2 separate regions of the Homo sapiens genome follow, and region 2 is linked to region 1. A link is an interaction called in ENCODE POLR2A ChIA-PET data of the cell type or tissue named here. Cell type or tissue: MCF 10A. All regions are shown on one strand. Links, peaks and the distances in the headings refer to the core of each region. The heading gives the core; the rest is flanking DNA.

Region 1 (9,579 bases), core at 1,580-9,579:
ATCATGGAATCTTGGGGGCTGCTGACACCCCTGGACTCTCCAGGCACTGAACCATGAGGCCCTCCTGGAAGCACAGCTTCTTCTATCATCTACTTTTAAACAGGAATTTCCTAATTTATTCTGTGCATGGGTTTGCAGTTTCTTGTGCTGTGTGTGTGCTGTCCAAGTGGTACCATAATAAAAGAGAAATGACTCCCGAGAGGAGTCTTTTCAGAAACTGTAATCTGGGGCTGGCCAGGAGGGGCCCGGAGAAGGCTGACCCACCCAAAGAAGGGGAACCAGAGAAGCCATCAGAGCTGCTGCCGGGCTACCCTGGGTCCCAGTGTACCTTCTACCAAAGTTCCATTTGAACAGATTCTTCTGTGTTCTCCCTAAGAAGCCTCTTATCCCAGAAACACTCCCTCAATGGACATAGGAAACCCTGGAGACCCTGGACTCTTCCTGCCCCTGGGGGTCCTGTGGCTGGGCTCCCCCTCCTGCAGCTCCCTTCCTCCCAGCATGCCACCACTAGCAGCCCACCATTCATTCATGTGGACTCTAAATCTGGCAATCCTTCTAGCCTTCTCACTCTGTCTGCTTCTAGAACCTTAGTCCCACCATCCCCGCCCTTCTACATCTCCATCCTTCTGTTTAGAATTTTTTTTCCCACTTTGTGCCCTTGTGAATTATTCATCCTTCAAGGCTCAGGTGGAGCATACATTCTTTCTTCAACCTTTCCCAGCCATCCCCAAAGAAAGCTGATTGATTCCCTAGTTAAATAAGGAAGGATGGGCTGGAAGCAGTGGCTCACGTCTGTAATCCCAGCACTTCGGGAGGCCGAGGCGGCCGGATGACGAGGTCAGGATTTCAAGACCAGCCTGGCCAACATGGTGAAACCCCGTCTCTACTAAAAATACAAAAATTAGCCGGGCGTGGGTGGCACATGCCTGTAATCCCAGCTACTCAGGAGCCTGAGGCAGGAAAATTGCTTGAACCGGGAGACAGAGGTTGTACTAAGCCTAGATGGTGCCACTGCACTCAAGCCTGGGTGACAGAGCAAGACTCCGTTTCGAGAAGAAAGAAAGAAGAAAGAGAAAAAAGAGAAGGAAGGCTGTCTTAGGGTCTGTATTTTGGACTCAACTATATAGAGGCTTCTGTTATCCATTTGACCTAGAATGACTTTGTAACGCTTGCCAGACCTGATTGAAATTTATCATTTTGTTCAAAAGCAATGTGCAAACACCATAACTGTGCTCAACAAAATGTTGCCACCAAATGTATCATTTACTCTGTGCATCACCCCTACCCTTCCCCACCTCCTTTCCTAAATTTTTACCTAAGATCAGCTAATCCAGTGATGAAATCCTTAAAGGGCTGAATGTGCCATGACTTTTGGCATGCTCTTGGTTGTTCTGCTCTTGAAGAAAGGGCAGTAAATTGTGCAAAGGAATCCTGGAGAAGTAAACATTGCCTCTGCTGCTGTCATCTGAGCTATACATGTCTCTGTTGGTCCTAAGGCATAGCATGGAGCCAGGCCTGATTCTAACCCCAGCATATGTCCTCTGCTGTTGAAAATCTTGGAATTTCAACATTTGGATTCCATCCTGATCCCAATGTCTTTCCCTGTCCTGGTCTGCCACAAACCCTCTTTCCTTAAAGGTTCAACTTGGCCTTCCTAGAGTTCATAGAGGAGAAAAAAAGCATCAGAGGCAGGAGGCCTGTTTTTAAAGAATGATATCACTTTGAAAGAGGAAAAGAGAAAAGTCAATGCAAGTTCTATAAAATCTCTTCTGTATCTGTGTTTATCGTATTATCTTTACATGTGTCTCCTCCACAGATTCCAAGCTCCTGAAAGCATTGAGCATGTCTTCTCCATCGTTTTTCTCCTCTAGAGTAGCCATTACAGATCTTTGCACAAAGTATACACCCAACAAATGCTAGATGGGTGGATTTCTGGGTAGATAAATGGGTGAAACAAAGGAAGGCAAAGTTTCTGTTTTGGGGCCAGAGCGGAGGAGCAGGAGGAAAAACACGCATCTGGTTCCACTGCCTTCCGGTGAGTTAACAGCATGAAACTACATCACCTGCAGACCCAGGAGTCACTGAATTCTGAAAATGACAGTACTTTAAGTTTGTTGGGGGGTTGGGGAACAGGGCAATGAAGTTTATGGAAGAGAAGCGCAAAGTTCTTGATAAAGTTCTTGTCTTAAAGACGTTTTCTTTGCAGGCTTGTTAATGAGTAACAAGCAGTATTAGCAGAAGAAAGACCTGTTTGTCTCTATCACCAACAGCTTCCTGAGTCCCCTTTCTCAGAACTCCAAACAAAACAGTTTCTCTATTCCCTCCGGCCACTGCACTTTTCCCAGTAACACAATCTGGGCTCTGTTAAGGAAGGGTTTGTTTGTTTATTTATTTATTTATTTATTTATTTTTATTTTTTGAGATGGAGTCTCATTCTGTTGCCTTGGCTGGAGTGCAGTGGCGTGGTCTCAGCTCACTGCAACCTGCACCTTCTGGGTTCAAGCAATTCTCCTGCCTCAGCCTCCCAAGTAGCTGGGATTACAGGCACCTGCCACTACACCTGGCTGATTTTTGTATTTTTAATAGAGACGCGGTTTCACCATGTTGGCCACACTGGTCTTGAACTCATGACATCGTGATCTGCCTGCCTCGGCCTCCCAAGAGGGAGGGTTTAATGCAGACAGTGGTGTTTAGGAGGCTGAAAGCAGGAGAGAGCTTATCACTTTGCCCTCAGAGTTTGCTTTCCCTATCCCTGGCACCCACTCTGATGTCTTGCTCCTTGAAACATTCTTGACCTTAGCATTCCCCAATCAAACCACATTTGAATAAGAGAACATCTTGAGATGTTTTGTTCACCACTTAAGTCACAAGAAGACAGGAAATGCCAATGTCACAAATCAAAACCTGTTGTGAACTTGAAAAGGTCTGTGTCAAGGTTTCCCAAGAAACATTAGGCTCAGAGAATAAGTGCCTGGGAGACACCCTGGAAAGGTCTGTGGGTGACTAAGAAGAAAGCAAAAGGCTAGGAGAAAAAAAGGGAAGATGGATAAGAAGTTCAGGCACGGTCCCATGGCTCACGCCTGTAATCCCAATGCCTTGGAAGGACAAGGCAGGAGGATTGCTTGAGCCCAGGAGTCCAAGACGAGCCTGGGTAACAGAGTGAGAACCTGTCTCTACAAAAAATAAAAAATCAGCTGTGTGTGGTGGCTCATGCCTGTGGTCCCAGCTACTCGGGAGGCTGAGGCAGGAGGATCTCTTGAGCCTGGGAGGTTGAGACTGCAGTGAGTTATGATTGTGACACCGCAATCCAGCCTGGGTGACCCAGTGAAACTTCAACTCAACAAGAAAGAGGAAGAGAAAGAGGAAGAGGAAGAAGAAGAGAAGAGGAAGAAGAAGAAGAGAAGAGAAGAGGAAGAAGAAGAAGTCCAAACAACAGAGAGATGAGAAGAGAGATGTGGTGAAGGAGCAAGCCAATCAAAGAACAAAAGGCATCCTATGTGGACAGTTTGTGGCAATTGCCTCTCACATAAATAAATGTACTGACGCCAGTTCTAAGTTGAGAGGTGAGGCTTGCTTCTGCGAAGAATGGCAGAGATATCCTTGCAGAGTCCTTTCTTTAGGGCATGTGTGACTGTTCATTTCTCCACTTTTCCCGTTAAGACTGTGAGCTCTTTGAGCTTAGAACTTGTTATAATTATCTTGGAATCCAGTACCTAGCACTGTGCCTGGCACATGGTCAATGCCCAGCAAATGCTTGTCAAAAGAAAAATCAATCAAGGAAGGAAGAATGACCTCACCAGAACTGTCTTAAGGGGCACCCCAGGGAAGCACAGCTCACAAAAGTTCAAGTGGGAAGCCAGGCTTAGGTATCTCTTCAACTTATGTGATGGATGGCAGTGTTGCTGCTTCACCTAAATTTAAATCCCCCGTGATAACATCTTGAACCCTTTGTGGAAAGAAGGCATTTTAGATGTGCTCTCTTCATTAATTTTTGTACAATAATTTTCTATCCCCACTGCGATGCCTGGGCTTCAAGTCACCTGCATGACCATGTTGCTTTCAGCAAGTTCAGAACCTCTTTATGGCTCAAAGGCTCCCAACTGCCACCTGGGGTAACAACACCTACCTCATGAGGTTATGAGGGCTAAATGAATTAATATTTGTAAAATGGTTTGAACTGTGCCTGGCACGCAGCAAGTTTCATATGTTTGTTGAATAAAAATAAGTAGATAAAAAGTCTTACAAAGGAAAACACAGATTTATATGCAGAAATCCTCTTTATGTTTTCTTGTGTTACACAAAAATTCCTCATCTTGGTCTTCAATTTGTTCCTGAGGGAAGAGATCTGGAAAAGCAAGGATAGCCTTTTGGCTCAGCCCACTTTTGGGGAAATAGAATTTTCTGCCTGAACCCATCTGAGACAGGTGCATTTACTATAGGGAGCATATCCATCTGCAGAACTCAAATATCAGGGTGAGGCCAGAAGGAAAGGTGTAGTTGGAAAGCCAGGAAATTCGATTTTTTTTTTAAGATGGAGCCAAGAGACACTAATTTCCTTAGTAGAAATATTATGCACTTTGGCTGGGTGCAGTGGCTCATGCCTGTTATCCCAGCAATGTGAGAGTCCGAAGAGGGTGCATCACCTCAGGTCAGGAGTTTGAGACCAGCCTGGCCAATATGGTGAAACCCCGTCTCTACTAAAAATACAAAAATTAGCCAGGCGTGGTGGCTTGTGCCTGTAATCCCAGCTACTCAGGAGGCTGAGGCAGAAGAATCACTTGAACCCAGGAGGTGGAGTTCGCAGAGAGCTGAGATCGCACCACTGCACTCCAGCCTAGGTGACAGAGCAAGACTCTGTCTCAAAAAAACAAAAACAGAAAAATATTATGCACTTTGTAATAGAAGAAAATATATGTAAGATAATCTGCTATGCACCACTTAATACTCATCTTATTTAATATTTATAACCACCTAGCAAAGTAGTTATTGACTCTGTTTCACAGATGAGGAAACTTTAACTGGGAGAGGTTAGGTCACTTGCCAAAAATCACACAACTGGTTAGAGGCAGAGACTGAGTTTGCACTGAAATTTGACTTCATTCCAAAGCCTTTTGTGGACTCCCTAAAGCTGGTTACAGAGCATGTGCTACAGGCATGCTACCAGAAGACAGAAGGAATTTCAACCCGGCAGGGCAGGGACCCAGCCTGAGGTTTTCTTAGGACACCAAGGTTTCCTTAGGAAAAGCAAGCTGGTCTGGTTCTGTAAGCATATTGCAAAACTCTCCATTGCTCAGTCATTGCATCAGCATCCTGGAGGCTGGAAGGGAGCTCCCTAGAGCTACCTGGTCCTCCTCAGTTTCAGAAAGCTCAATGCAAAATACAGGTGATACTGACAGCAAGCAGTCTCCCTGTTTAAAAAGATCACGGTCAGTCCTGCAAACTGAAAAACTTTTCTCAAGGATTGTGCTTTGTAAGTGGCACAAAAAGATGATTCTGCGCAAGAGACCCAGAAGACCCTGTGGCAAATGGAAACAGTGCTACTCTCAGATCTTCTACTGAGCTGAGGGAAGAGCCACAATATCTCTTTTTTTTCTTTTTCTTTTTCTTTTTTATTTTTTATTTTGGAGATGGAGTCTCACTCTGTCACCTAGGCTGGAGTGCAGTGGTGCAATCTTGGCTCACTGCAACCTCCGCCTCTTAGGTTCAAGTGATTCTCCTGCCTCAGCCTCCTGAGTAGCTGGGATTACAGGTGCCCACCACCACGCCCGGCTAATTTTTGTATTTTTAGTAGAGATGGGGTTTCGCCATGTTGGCCAGACTGGTCTTGAACTCCTTAACTCAGGTGATCCACCCGCCTTGGCCTCCCAAAGTGCTGGGAATACAGGCGTGAGCCACTGAGCCCGGCCCACAATCCCTTTTCAATTCAAACCCACTTTGCTAGAAAAATCTTCATTCCTCCCTACTTCCTGCAGGATGAAATCTCACCTTGGTTTGGGGCTTGAAATCTCATTTTCCCCACTAGACTGTGAGCTCTTTGAGCCTAGAACTTGTTATAATTATCTTGGAATCCCCCACACCTAGCACTGTGCCTGGCACATGATCAGTGCCCAGCAAATGCTTGTCAAAGAAGAATTAATCAAGGGAGGAAGACTGGTCTCACCAGAACTGTCTTAAGGGGGACCCCAGTGAGGCACAGCTCACCCTCCCACTAAACTTACCTAAAACTCTCCTTGTTCCTGCCAGCTGGGTTTGCTGTCTGTATCTGGGGCATACCTAGGCCCAGATCAGGCTCAACACTTTTGTTCACACCAGCTGCTTTCTCCTTCATTCTAACTACCCCAACCTGAAGTAGCTTTTCCTCTTTCTGACCAGTTCCAGCTGTCCTCAGATTTATTAGGCAATAAATTGCATACTCCTGATATGCCCCCGACAGCAATTCTACTGTTGTCTTGGGCTGTTCTATAAATCCTTTATTGTTAAGGTTTCACATGCTCACATCTTACCTGTTCAAATAGATTATCAGATACTGGAGGGCAAGTGCCCTGTATAATCTATCACTGCATTTTCATGCTAGCCTCTGCAGTGCCTGACACCTAGGTGTCAACCAACATTTCTAGGTTTATTTTGAAGATGGGCCAACTCTCTATGCTCCCATCTTTCTGTTTTTACCAAGAGTGTCCTGAACAGACAAAAAGTAATTTGGTAGCAATTTTCTGTCAGAACATATTTGAAATTTAACATTTCTGAGAATCTCTGCTGTCTCATTGGAAATGAAGGAAACAAACATTTGCTGAGGGCCCACTATGTGCCAGGCACTGTGATAGGAGCTTACATATACAGCTAGAAGAAATTGAGCCACCAAGACCTGAGGAGGAAGGTTCCTGTCTCAGCCCATTTTCTGCTGCTATAACACAATACCACAGACTGGGAAATTTACAAAGAACAGAAATGTATTTCTCACAGTTCCAGAGGCTGGGAACTCCAAGATCAAGGCGCTGGCTGGTTCAGTTGCCTGGTGAGGGCTGCGTCCTCCAGAGAGGAGGAACATCGAGTCTTCACATGGTGGAAGGCAGAAGCGTCAATCAGACAAATGCTATATGAAGCCTCTTTTGTAAGGGTCTTAGTCCCATTCAGCTGGGAGAAGCCCTCATGACCTAATCACCTCTTAAAGGCCTAAATCACCTAAATTTAGGTGACCTAAATCACCTCTTAATACTATCACCTGAATTTTGGGGCGGTCACATTCAAACCATAACAATCCCTAAAACCCTGGACCCAATGTCTCCAATATCCTCAAAAAACAAAAATAACAAAACACCTTTCTGGATGGTTTCTATCCATGAACAGCTGCAGAAAGCTGATGGGGACCAAAAAAAGAGGGAAACCAGCTTAATTAATCCTGCTGCTGTTGCTGCTGCTCCCACCATAAAATATAGTAAAAATTGGAAGTGGGATACAGATCTGTCAACACATTCTTCTGATGTCACAAGTAGGCACTTTTACGCTCAGGACAAGGAGGCCATACCAATGGAATGCAGCCTGGTGCCTTATTTCCAGCAGTTACCCTCATCACTCCAGAACTGCGGGTGTCCCATGACTGGGCCAGGGTGGCCTGGGCCTTGCGGTCAGGAGCCACTGCTGTCAATCCACATCCTAAAAGGATTTCTTCTCTCTCAGGTCCTGCCTGCAGATCCCGGGATGTACCCGGTCAAGGTAGGGTTTTAACATTAGCCTTTTTTAAGTTCCCAAGATGATTTTAATGTGTGGCCAGAGTTTTTGCCTCTGAGCTTTGTTTCTGACCTCCTGGGATGCCAGAATGAAGATTCTGGGTTCTGTGCATCACCCTATCCCCAAGCCTTGATCAACCCTGGCCTGAGGCAACCCCACTCCTCCCTAAACATAGCCCCCAGGCATCAAGGAAGGCAATGGATTACTAACATTCTGCTCCACTATACTCCTTCCTGTTCCCCTCTTTTATCTGAAGTGCGGGCCCCTCCTCTCCGGGAGCCTTTTCCTGCACACCCTCAGTCCCCTGCACCTTCCCTCTTGGCAACAGTTATGATCCAGCACCTGGCCAGCACATACTCACCCACTACCTGGTGGTGGAATACAGCCACTCACATGGTCATGCTTTGTCTCCTCCCAGAAATCACAGACTCCTTGGGGACAAGAAACATTCCTTGTACCTCTTTATGCTTTAACAGTGACAAGCATGGAATGCTGTGCACACAATAGACATAAGAGGTGCTTAAATATTGACGGGAGGAAGAGAGGGAAGGAAACAAGGAAGGATAAATTCTTATTCAGCATCTCTCATGAAGCTTGTGGTGAAACAATGAACAAGTAAGTAGAAGATAAAATAGTTTCCAGAGAGTGGTATGTGTAATTTAAAAATTAATAAATCAGCATAAGGAGATGGGCAATGGATGAATAAATAAATGAATGTATGAACTTACCAAATTTCTGGTAAATGCAAACAACACAAATATTTAAGTTATGCCCACCCAGGATTTTTCCCACCAGATGTATAGAGCTAGAGGGAGCCACTAAATGTTTAAATTAGTTTGTGAGGGCTGTCATAACAAAATACCACAGACTGGGTGGTTTAAACAACAGAAATTTGCTGTCTTACAGTTCAGGAGGCTAGAATTCTGATATCAAACTGTCAGCAGTGTTGCTTCCTTCTAAGGATTGAGGGAAGTATTTGTTCCAGATCTCTCTTCTTGGCTTGTAGATGTCCATCTCTTCCCTGTCTTTTTTTTTTTTTTGAGATGGAGTCTCGCTCTGTCGCCCAGGCTGGAGTGCAGTGGTGCAATCTCAGCTCACTGCAAGCTCCACCTCCCGGGTTCATGCCATTCTCCTGCCTCAGCCTCCCAAGTAGCTGGGACTACAGGCACCCGCCACCACACCTGGCTAATTTTTTGTATTTTTAGTAGAGACGGGGTTTCACCATGTTAGCCAGGATGGTCTCGATCTCCTGACCTCGTGATCCACCTGCCTCAGCCTCCCAAAGTGCTGGGATTACAGGCATGAGCCACCGCGCCTGGCCTCTTCCCTGTCTTTTTACATTGTCTCCCCTCTATTTGTGTCTCTGTATTCAAATTTCCCCTTTTTTTTAAGGATACCAGTCATATTGGATTAGGGCTCTGATATGCCTTGGCTCTGTGTCCCCACTTAAATCTCATCCCCAATTGTAATCCCCATAATCCCCATGTGTTGAGAGAGGGACCTGGTGGGAGGTGATTGGATCATGGGGGTGGTTTCCCCCATGCTATTCTCATGATAGTGAGTGAGTTCTCATGAGATCGATGATTTTGTAAGTGTTTGACAGTTCCTCCTTCAGATTCGCTTTCTCTCTCACACACACACCTGCTGCCATGTAAGACATGCCTGCTTCCTCTTCCGCCATGACTGTAAGTTTCCTGAGGCCTCCCCAACCACGTAGAACTGTGAGTCAATTAAACCTCCTTTGTTTAAAAATTGCCTAGTCTCAGGTATTTCTTTATAGTAGTGTGAGACTGGACTAATACAGTAAATTGGTACCAGGAGTGGGGCACTGCTATAAAGATAACCTGAAAA
Region 2 (11,158 bases), core at 1,685-9,684, 57 kb after region 1:
GGTACTCTTGGGGAGTGGCCATGAGTAATGAAGCATGGAAGTCCACTGCCTCTGGAGCCACATGAATGGCAAGTGGATCTCTGGCCTCCTAGACATCCCCATGAGTGTACATTGACTCAGTTATATACAACCTCTTGGGAAGTGAGAGTGCCTCCCACAGCCAAGTGCTTTACAGGGCAGCTATCTTCTCATTTGAAGGTAGACTAGGCATATGTCACATGAGAGCTCTCATAGGCAAAGAAATAGGTTGAAAATGACCTGACAATTCCACTTTATAGGTGTGGCTACCTTAAGTGCTTTGCCTTAACACTTAAGACTTAAACTGGCCGAGCGTGGTGGCTCACGCCTGTAATCCCAGCACTTTGAGAGGCCGAGGCGGGTGGATCATGAGGTCAGGAGTTCAAGATCAGCCCGACCAGTATGGTGAAACCCCGTCTCTACTAAAAATACAAAAATTAGCTGGGTGCGGTGGCACGTGCCTGTAGTCGCAGCTCCTCGGGAGGCTGAGGCAGGAGAATCACTTGAACCCAGGAAGCAGAGGTTGCGGTGAGCCGAGATTGCGCCACTGCACTCCAGCCTGTGCGACAGAGCGAGACTCTGTCTCAAAAAAAAAAAAAAAGACTTAAACTTCCTCCCCAAGGATTTGCCTAGACCAAGGTGGTTTCCAATTTTCCAGATCATTAAATAGCAAAATGCCCATTTCCTATTATTTTATTTTCAGGTAGCCTTCAGCAAGTTCCTCGTCAACAGTCTGTAAGGCCATGTCTAATATAGGCTACCTTCCCTCTTCTGGGTGATAGGAGGCTCTTTTGCCATCACAATGGAATTTGATTTTTTTTTTTTTTTTTGAGATGAAATTTCATTCTTGTTGCCCAGACTGGAGTGCAATGGCATGATCTCGGCTCACTGTAAGTTCTGTCTCCCAGGTTCAAGCGATTCTCCTGCCTCAGCCTCCTGAGTAGCTGTGGTTACAGGCATGAGCCACCACACTAGGCTAATTTTTGTATTTTTAGTAGAGACAGGGTTTCACCATGTAGACCAGGCTAGTCTCAAACCCCTGATCCACCCACCTCAGCCTCCCAAACTGCTGGGATTACAGGCATGAGCCACCGCGTCCAGCCTTGATTTTTATTTTTTTTGGCAAATCATCATTTGGCTGTCACATAGTATGTATCCTCTTCCTAAAGCAACACAATCCTAGTTTTGGCAGGGAATAAGTTGTTTTTTAAGGGAGCATGATGAAGCTTCTTTCATAAGTAATCATTTGGATGCCAATAGACTATAGCCTCAACACTAAAGTTCAAGGTAAGGGTCCAGTCTCTCTTTTAAATGGGAACCTGGCAGAAGCACTGAGGTTTGTCCCCAGATTCACTGGGTCTTTGGGCACTTTCCAGAGGGGAAAAAATGTATTAGATTGCTTGTAAGGCTTTAGCCAGTCTCTAAAATTTGCAACTTTTGACTCATTCCCTTTGGAGATAAGTTTTGCTGTATCTTTGACAAAATCCTATAGATTACCATTAACCCTGCAGATGTACAAAATATCAGCATGGATTATTTCAATTTGGTTTGTCTTGCTCTGTGGCCCAGGGTGGAGTACAGTGGCATGATCTTGGCTCACTGCAACCTCCGCCTCCGGGGTTCAAGCAATTCTCCTGCCTCCTGAGTAGCTGAGACTACAGGCATGTACCACTGCACCTGGCTAATTTTTCTATTTTTTAGTAAAGGCAGGGTTTTACTATGTTGGCCAGGCTGGTCTCGAACTCCTGACCTCAAGTGATCTGCTGGCCTTGGCCTCCCAAAGTGCTAGGATTACAGGCATGAGCCACCACTGGCTTGTACTTTCTCTGTGAGGAAGATTCCAAACTACTGCTTAATGTTCCATTCTATTAGCAAGTAATGCAAATCTTAATTTAGATAGAAGACAGCCACTTCTTGGCTTCCAGAGTGATTGTCATACTGGCCTCAAGTTACTCCTTCAAGACATTATGGGGAAGGGGGTCAGGACAATTTCTGTTTTGTGTTCAAGAGAAATATTTAGTATCCCCATACCTTCTGAGTGTACTGTTACCTACCTCTAATTCCTGATTTCCTTAGCTTAAGTATTCTATCTATTCAAAGTTGCCCTGCAATGTGACTTTACCTTCATAATTCTGACTCTATATAGTTGTAGAGGCCTCTAAAGTCTTAATAATGAATCTAATATTCTTTGCAGTCTTTTAAAAAATTGATATAATGGTCTACTGTCTCCCTTCTTTGACCTTTCTACTATTTCCACAACTTCACAGTCCTTAAAAGTGAGAGAGTCAAAGTCTACATTCTGTTATCTAATTCCACTTTGTTTCTCATCTGCCTTGTCCATCCTTATAAAGTTAGTGATCAATCCCATGTGAGATTGTTCTCTTGATACATAGCTCCAGATTTCCTTCTTGGCACTGGTCTGCACCCTCTCCTGCTTTGGGGATGGAACATAAATATCCTACTGGAATCTGTTAACAAAGTAGGCCTATAGTGGCCTGGGGTAGCAGTAGTTTTCATTTGTCCAGTGTGCTGTTGCAGCCCTTCATCTTAAAAAATTTTTTTTGTAATGGAACTTCTCTTTCTTGTGGGGACAGTTTCTTCAAGGGTGGGTATATGGGATGGATCTGGCCAGTAGAGTATTCCATTCCTCACTTCAGCTATGCCCTGAACTCTTATGTATGTACACATGCCCTCATTTTCTTGGTATTCATCATATGTTGCCTTGGGCCAGTAATAATTCATCCATCCATTCACTCAACAAATATTTGTTGAGGACCTTCAAAATACCTAGCCTATATCTTTTTTCTTCCAAAACAGATTCAAAATTCTTCAGGACACTGATAATGTCTTGTTTCTTTTTAAAAAATTCACTCTCGGGCCTGGCGTGGTGGCTCACGCCTGTAATCCCAGCACTTTGGGAGGCTCAGGTGGGTGGATCACCAGAGATTGGGAGTTTGAGACCAGTCCGACCAACATGGAGAAGCCCCGTCTCTACTAAAAATACAAAATTAGCCGGGCATGGTGGCACACACCTGTAATCCCAGCTACTCAGGAGGCTGAGGCAGGAGAATCACTTGAACCCGGGAGGCGGAGGTTGCGGTGAGCCAAGATCATGCCATTGCACTCCAGCCTGGGCAACAAGAGCAAAACTCCATCTCAATAAATAAATACATAAATACATAAATACATAAATTCACTCTCATTGAGTACAATACTTTGCACATAATAGGTATTTAGTAAGTGCTCACTAATTAAATTCCAACTGCAATCATACTTCTAATCTGGTAGGACCCTATATATACATCTTTCCTTTTAAAAAATCTTGTATCCATATATTAAATGCTATGAACATTGTTCTGTATTCCAAGAGTATCAGTGTCCAAGGCATCTATTTATTTTAATGCAATTATTAAACAACAATTGCTATAACATATAAAGGAGTAAACAGTTAAATGAGAAAAAGAAGGACCATGGGAAAAAATCACATTATAAATTACTCTCATTTTATGTGACTTCTCTTGCCTGCTCAGAGCATACCTTCATGCCTTTTCTTTAATATTATCCCAAGAACATAGTGGAATGTCATGTACCTGTGGCTGCTCAATACTTTTTCATCAATGTGGTAAAGTTGAGCTAGAAAAGGTATAGTTTTCTGTGCTTCCATTTTTTTTATTTTTTTATTTTTTAGAGAGGTCTCTCTGTGTCACCCAGGCTGGAGTGCAGTGGCCCAATCACAGCTCACTGCAGCCTTGACCTCCTAGGCTCAAGTGATCCTCCTGCCTCAGTCTCTGAAGTAGTTGGGGTTACAGGTGTCCATCATCACACTTGGCTATTTTTTTTGAGAGAGAGGGTCTCACTATGTTGCCCAGGCTGGTCTCGAACTCTTTTTCTCAAGTGATCTGCCTACCTTGGCCTCCTAAAGTGCTGGAATTACAGGAGTGAGCCACTGTACCCAGCTGTTGCCTCCATTTTTTAACCTGTAAAATGGGAGAAGTATTACCTGTTTTGCCCACCTTATAGGTTTTGATGCACAACTACTACTATAATGTTCATTATAAACTATTAAGCTCTGTATAAAAAGTAGAACCCGAGTTTCCGCTTAGGCAAATGTATTAGTCCATTTTAACGCTGCTGATAAAGACATACCTTAGACTGGGAAGAAAAAGAGATTTAATTGGACTTACAGTTCTACATGGCTGGGGAGGCCTCAGAATCATGGCAGGAGGTGAAAGGCACTTCTTACATGGTGGCAGCAAGAGAAAATGAGGAAGAAGCAAATGTGGAAACCCCAGATAAACCCATCAGATCTTGTGAGACTTACTCACTACCAGAATAGCAAGGGAAAGACTGGCCCCCCATGATTCAATTACATCCCACCGAGTCCCTCCCATGACAGATGGGAATTATGGGAGCTACAATTCAAGATGAGATTTGGGTGGGACACAGCCAAACCTCACTTGATGCAAGTTTGGCTGTGTCCCCATCCAAATCACTTGCTGATATGGTTTGGCCGTGTCCCCACCCACATCTCAACTCGAATTGTAGCTCCCAGAATTCCCACATGTAGTGGGAGGGACCTGGGGGGAGGTAATTGAATCATGGGGGCAGGTTTTTCCCATGCTGTTCTTGTGATAGTGAATAAGTCTCATGAGATGTGATGGTTTTATAAAGAGGAGTTCCCTTGCACATGCCCTCTTGCCTGCAGCCATGTAAGATGTCCTCTTCCTTTGCCCTCCACAGTGATTGTGAGGCCTCCCCAGCCATGTGGAACTGTGAGTCCATTAAACCTTTTTCCTTTACAAATTACCCAGTCTCGAGTATATCGTTATTAGCAGCATGAAAAGGAACTACTACAGCAAGGTTCAGGTTCTTAAAATAGCATTTTAAGTGGAAATTACATACTTTCAAAATTACCCTTTACAAGACCTTAAATATCAATAAATTTAGTCAGGCCAGTTTTTCCTCCAGTATTGGAATGTATCACTCTTTCTTTGGTTGAGCACCAGATGAAGAATTGTATTTGACTTGCATATATGGGTTGTGTTGTTAAAAAAAAAAAAGCCCTGAACTGTTTTTAAAAACTACCAATACTTTCATTTTCGTGAAATGGTAACACAAATAAGAACCTTGCGGAAATGGGGACCACCAAGTGAGGAAACAGCAGATGGACCTCCCATTCTCATATTCTATATGAGCTATTGATTACATTAACTCTATATGAGCTATCTGATTACATTAATAATGAACTAATTAGGAATAGTTTCGCAATCCGTATTTCATTGGCTCCTGTCTTTGCTTGCTGATGCCGAACTTCAGCTCCTTGCAAAATCCTCTGCCCATAATTTCTAAGAGCCCCTACACAGTGTTTTACATGGGCTCAAGAATAAGGCATATCTGCGGCCACGTGGATATCTGCTGCTGAGTTTTCTTGAACACTTCTAGTACTCATCAGTGAGCCAGCCCCATTAAGCCAGGTCATTACCATGTGCTGCTGGACATCTTCATGACCTCCGTTGTGGCCCTCAAAGAATCAAAATGCTTGTTTCCTGGAATCTCCAATACTGCAAAATCGTGCCATCATTTTCTGCACAAGTGGCAACAAGCTGTAACCCCTCATCTTTTGATTATGTTGTGTGATGTAGTAATGATTTTAGTGCACTCCTATTTCTGCTCTTGGTACTTTCCTAGTGGACTCCACGAGGCTGTATTGGAATATGAATCTTCAAGATAGGTAAGGTGTCATTCCCTCAATCCAAGGATTAACAGCTGGCATGGCATGGGCACTGACCAACTGGAACACTGGCTGGTGCACTGTAGCTGTGCAAATTGACTGAAAAGCAGTCTGGCCAACCCCCACCTCTCTGTCATCCACACTTCTTGGCAGTCTTTCCACCAAAACCCTTATGTAAATCACCTCTTGGCAGCCTGAAACTACCAATTTGCCAGATATGCCATGACATGTTTGAAGCCTGGTGGTGAACGGAGACTTGCCCCAAGCTGTGATTCTATTTGAATGCATCTAATTAAGAAATTTTGATACTCAAATTATATTGTAGAACCGATAATAGGAAAAAAATTAATGTAAGAAAAAATTCAGAAAACTAAAAAATTAATAAAACAACTTTTTTGGGGGGAGTATTTTCTCAGAGTGCTTGTCCATATGCAGATATTTTATAAAGTTGTAATTTTGATGGTTATAATTGTTTCGCTTTTTCAATTACAATCACACTACTCATTTTGCCAACATTTACTGAGTTCCCACGATGTGCACAGCATTGACTGAGATCAAGAGAAATGCCTTACACCTCCATGTAATTCTATTTATACTGGAAGAAAGTTAGATAATGAAGGCAAAGCATGTGCGTGTCCTCATTTGGCAACTCCCTGTTGATGAATTCTTTTTTTCCCACTAGATGGTTTCTCTGGTGCTTAGAAGTACTTCACTTTAACTCCTCTCATGCCAGATTAAAAGCTTAACCTCCATAGGATAGTTTGCTTCCTCAGAGTTCCAGCTGATATGGCTGTGTAAGATATTTGTTTTTAATTCTAAAAGGGTCCAAGAGCCTTTGGCCTTGGAAATATTTTTAAAATGCAGTTGAATAAACCAGTTAGGTTTTAAAGCATATACAGCAGTTTTCTCAATTTGTTGCAAGCAAATGTTTCCCACCATATGTGGCACAGACCTGGGCACACAGTAGACAACAAGCACTTCCTGGTGGAATTAGGATATTCGTGTCTTTTCATGTGTTGTCCAACACAGGCCAGCAAAATTTATGAAATTCTATATAATCATATTTAAAGTCCTTAAGGATAAAAAGTACAATTGGAACACTTTTGATAAGAAGACTAAAAATGAAAACTGTATTCAAATTGTCAAGAAGTGGTTAGAGAAAGTAGAAGTGTACTCAACTGTCTCGGACATGTTGAGTCCTCAAAAAAAAAAAAAAAAAAAAAAAAAAGAAAAAAAACCAGACTGGGTATAGTGGCTCACACCTGTAATCCCAGCACTCTGGGGGCCAAGGTGGGAGGATTGCTTGAGGCCAGGAGTTCAAGACCAGTCTGGACAACGTAGGAAGACCTCTGCCTTTACAAAAATAAAAAAATTAGCTAGGTCAGTTGTGTGCCTGTAAGTCCCAGCTACTTGGGAGGCTAAGGCGGGAGGATTGCTTTATCCCTGGAGGTAGGCTGCAGTGAGCCATGATCACACATCTGCACTCCAGCCTGGGTGACAGAGCAACAAATTATCTAAACAATAACAACAACAATAAAAACAAACAAACAGAAAAGAAAAAACAATCAGAGTTGATATTTTCCTAAGACTCCTAACTGGTCCTAAGAGTAGCAAGATTTAGTTAGGGGAATAATGGTTATTTTTCCTAAATTACTACTTTTATCTTCAAGTACTGAACACTACTAGTGCATACACAATATACATTGTAAAAATAAAGAACAACAGCACCAGCCTGGACAACATGGCAAGACCCTGTCTCTACAAAGTAATTAAAATAGCTGGGTGTGGTGGCATGCACTTGTAGCCCCAGCTACTGCGGGGGAAGGGGGCAGTGGCAGGGCATGGCTGAGGCAGGAGGGTTGACCTGAGCCCAGGAGTTTGAGGTTGCAGTGAGCTATGATCACACCACTGCACTCCAGCCTGGGCAGCAGAGCGAGACCCCATCTCTAAAAATAAAAATAAAAAAATAAGACAGCAGAGATAGTAAAACATCTTAAAACTGAGCTATAAACTCTCATAAGGATCCTTTCTGGTTTCATATCTGGCACTTCATACTACTGTCTGATCTAGATGTTACAGAGAAACACATTCCTTGAGGCTTTGTACATTCCTTCCCATTTTCTTTCAAGATTCCATCCTACAGGGCACAGGAATGAAGCATCCTGATACAATTCAAATAAAGTTTTGGCCTGATTAAGGGAGACCAGTCCTCTCTGCATTCTGAAATTCCTTTTTGGATGATCCATAGGAGGTCTTACTTTTTTTTCACTTCCCTGCACCCCTGGCCAAGGATATTCAATATCCAAGAAACCAAATACCAATTTTCTTGTAGCTTTCACATTTCCCATCAACATGACATAGATTAAAGACCAAAAGACTTCTGTTCCATTCTGAGAGATGTGAGTCCCATTTCCATGTGAAGGAAATCTGACCGTTCCCGATTTACAGCTACTGAGGGCCTAAAATATTTGTTCTGAGAATTTCTCAGGCCTATATTTATTACATTTTAATGCACATAAAACAAAGCTGAATTCCTAGAATTTGCTGTAAAGAAGTATACTTCAAGTATTCAATCAACACATACTGTTTTCAATTCATTTATTCAATGTGAAAATATTTACACTCTTGTATAAAAAAGCTCTTTTCAAAAAATGTGAATGGAAATGAGGTAAAATAAATAAAATTGAAGTAGTTCAAAATAATCTAATCGGTAATAATATAGTAAACCACATGATTATACCCTTAGAAGTAAACATGTGACAAGCATGAAAAACTAAAAGGATTTGTTAGAGGCATGTGAACCAGAGCAACTCCATCTTAAACAGGAGCCGGGCAAAATGAGGGTGAAATCTATTGGGCTGCATTCCCAGATGGTCAGTTAAGGCATTCTAAGTCACAGGATGAGATAGGAGGTCAGCACAAAATACAGGTCTTAAAGACCTTGCTGATAAAACAGGTTGCAGTAAAGGAGCTGGCCAAAACCCACCAAAACCAAAATGGCGACGAGAGTGACCTCTGGTCGTCCTCACTGCTACACTCCCACCAGTGCCATGACAGTTTACAAATGTGCCATGACAGTTTAGACCCTATGTGGTCCAAAAAGGGGAGGCATGATTAATCCACTCCTTGGTTAGCATATCATCAAGAAACGACCATAAAGAATGGGCAACCAGGCCAGGTGCGGTGGCTTATGCCTGTAATCCCAGTACTTTGGGAGGCCAAGGCGGGCAGATCAACTGAGGTCGGAAGTTCAAGACCAACCTGACCAACATGGAGAAACCCTCACTCTACTAAAAACACAAAATTAGCCGGGCGTGGTGGCGCATGCCTGTAATCTCAGCTACTCGGGAGGCTGAGGCAGAATTGCTTGAACCTGGGAGGTGGAGGTTGTGGTGAGCCGAGATCACGCCATTGCACTCCAGCCTGGGCAACAAGAACGAAAACTCCATCTCAAAGGAAAAAAAAAAAAGGGCAACCAGCAGCCCTCAGGGCTGCTCTATGTAGTAGCCATTCTGTTATTCCTTCATTTTCTTAATACTTGCTTTGACTTTTGCACTGTGGGGTCACCCTGAATTCTTTCTTGTGTGAGATCCAAGAACCCTCTCCTGGGGTCTGGATCATGACCCGTTTCCTGTAACAGATTCAAGTGTTTTTCTTTTATTTTCTATAGTATACTCCTTTAAGATGTCAAAATCAGAGTATTTATATAATTTGCCAAAGGCTTGATATGCAACTTTTCATACAACCAGTCTATTTCACAGTGACAGTGTTTCAAACACTCTCCCTCTTCTTTTTGGGTAGTCATTCATTAATTTCCCATTTGGGCACACCTCACTGGTTATAAGACACATAACCAACTATGCCACATCTTGTTACTCTGGGCATATTTTCAGCAACAGGAAAAACCACAGTGTATGTTACTTCAGAGGCTTTCCTATAATGGTAATGTCTTACATCTGCTAAAGTACCTCTCCACTGTCTACAGGACAAAGCCCAGTTTTTTTTTTTTTTTTTTCCTGTAACAAAGCTCCCTCAAACCTACCTTTTCAACCTTATCTTCCATTAGTCTTCTCTATCAGCTTTTTGTTCCAGCCAAACTGGTTTTCCCAAAGTCAGAAGAACAGAGTCACACTGTCCTTAATTGCTGTTACAGCTCCACCCACATGCAGGTTTACTAAAGAGAGGTTTTATCTGATGGGTTGAAATTGAAGTGATGGAAAGTAATTTACCTCCCCTCTTCTTTCTTCATCTTCAAATCCTACTACTCCTCCTTTAAGATCACTTTAGATTGAAGTGTCCTCCACTCACCTATTATAAATAGGAATGCATGGGCAATTTATTTTAAACTTTGTAGTAACAACCATATTAACAAATTATAGGCCAGGCATGGTGACTCACGCCAGTAATCCTAGCGTTTTGAGAAGCCATGGCACGCAGATTTTGAGCCCAGGAGTTTGAGACCAGTCTGGGCAACATGGCGAAACCCCATTTATACAAAAAATACAAAAATTAGCTGGGTGTGGTGGTGCACCCTTGTAGTCCTAGCTACTTGGGGGGCTGAGGCAGCAGGATCCCTTGAACCTGGGAGGTTGAGGCCGCAGCACTCCAGCCTGGAGGACAAAGTGAGACCCTGTCTCAAAAAAATAAATAAAAACCAAATTATGTTCTGTCTCATAACTTTTATCAATTCAAAATGTGATTTTTATAATTTATTTAACTTTTCATGTAGTTGCTTCCCTAGAGGGTAAACTCCCAAAGGACACTGATCCTCTCATCCACCTTATATCAGATGCCTAGCAGGTGTCTCAAATATAATACTTACTCACTATTGTCTAGTTTTACTATTTTAACTTATATGACAAAGGATTATCATAAAAATTTTCGTTGGAAAGCTTTGCTGAGAAATGTGAATTTTTTTTAAGAATTCCATTGTAATTAGAGGCTTCTGAGGGACATGTGAATCATAGTGAAGAAATAATATAAATGTTATTTTTTGGGCCAATTCCCCTTAAAATCAAACACAGAGGTGGGGTACAGTGGCTTACACCTGTAATCCCAGCTACTTAGGAGGCTGAGGTGGGAGGACTGCTTGAGCCCAGAAGTTCAAGGCCATAGTGAGCTATGACTGTGCTACTGCACTCCATCCTGGATAACAGTGAGATTAAAAGATAAATAAAAGTAAAAAAATAGAAATTTATTATAAAAATACTAAGCAAAGACATTTAAATATTTTCATTTATATTTAAATATGTTATTGACGAGTTATTCTAATTTGTCTTCCTTTCCAATCTTGATCCAAATGTACTTATATTTTACAGATTGGAAATATGGTAGATATACAACCTGAAGTTCTATATTTTTCAATTAGTATTGTTTCCTAAACATATTTCTGAGTTACTTTTGGTGGTT

The links. Peaks named below come from ENCODE experiments on the same cell type or tissue, not always from the same donor. Only the 100,000 strongest peaks of a DNase experiment are listed, where the experiment ranks them.
Region 2: POLR2A ChIA-PET joins it to region 1 with 6 read pairs; 27 of 35 experiments call an interaction of 5 or more read pairs at or near these places.

What each region holds. Positions count from the first base shown.
Region 1 is chr3:120,155,873-120,165,451 of GRCh38, reverse strand. All of the region lies in intron 1 of LOC105374065 (a long non-coding RNA gene), which reads right to left. Among named protein-coding and RNA genes, the nearest start is that of GSK3B-DT, 66 kb to the right of the region's middle. In MCF 10A, for the core only: no CTCF peak of the experiment used is centred there; a DNase peak (open chromatin) is centred at 5,181.
Region 2 is chr3:120,097,613-120,108,770 of GRCh38, reverse strand. It overlaps GSK3B-DT (GSK3B divergent transcript), which reads right to left. Exons shown (of 3, transcript NR_186629.1): 2 at 3,926-3,995; 3 at 1-597. Among named protein-coding and RNA genes, the nearest start is that of GSK3B-DT, 8.1 kb to the right of the region's middle. In MCF 10A, for the core only: no CTCF peak of the experiment used is centred there; a DNase peak (open chromatin) is centred at 5,920.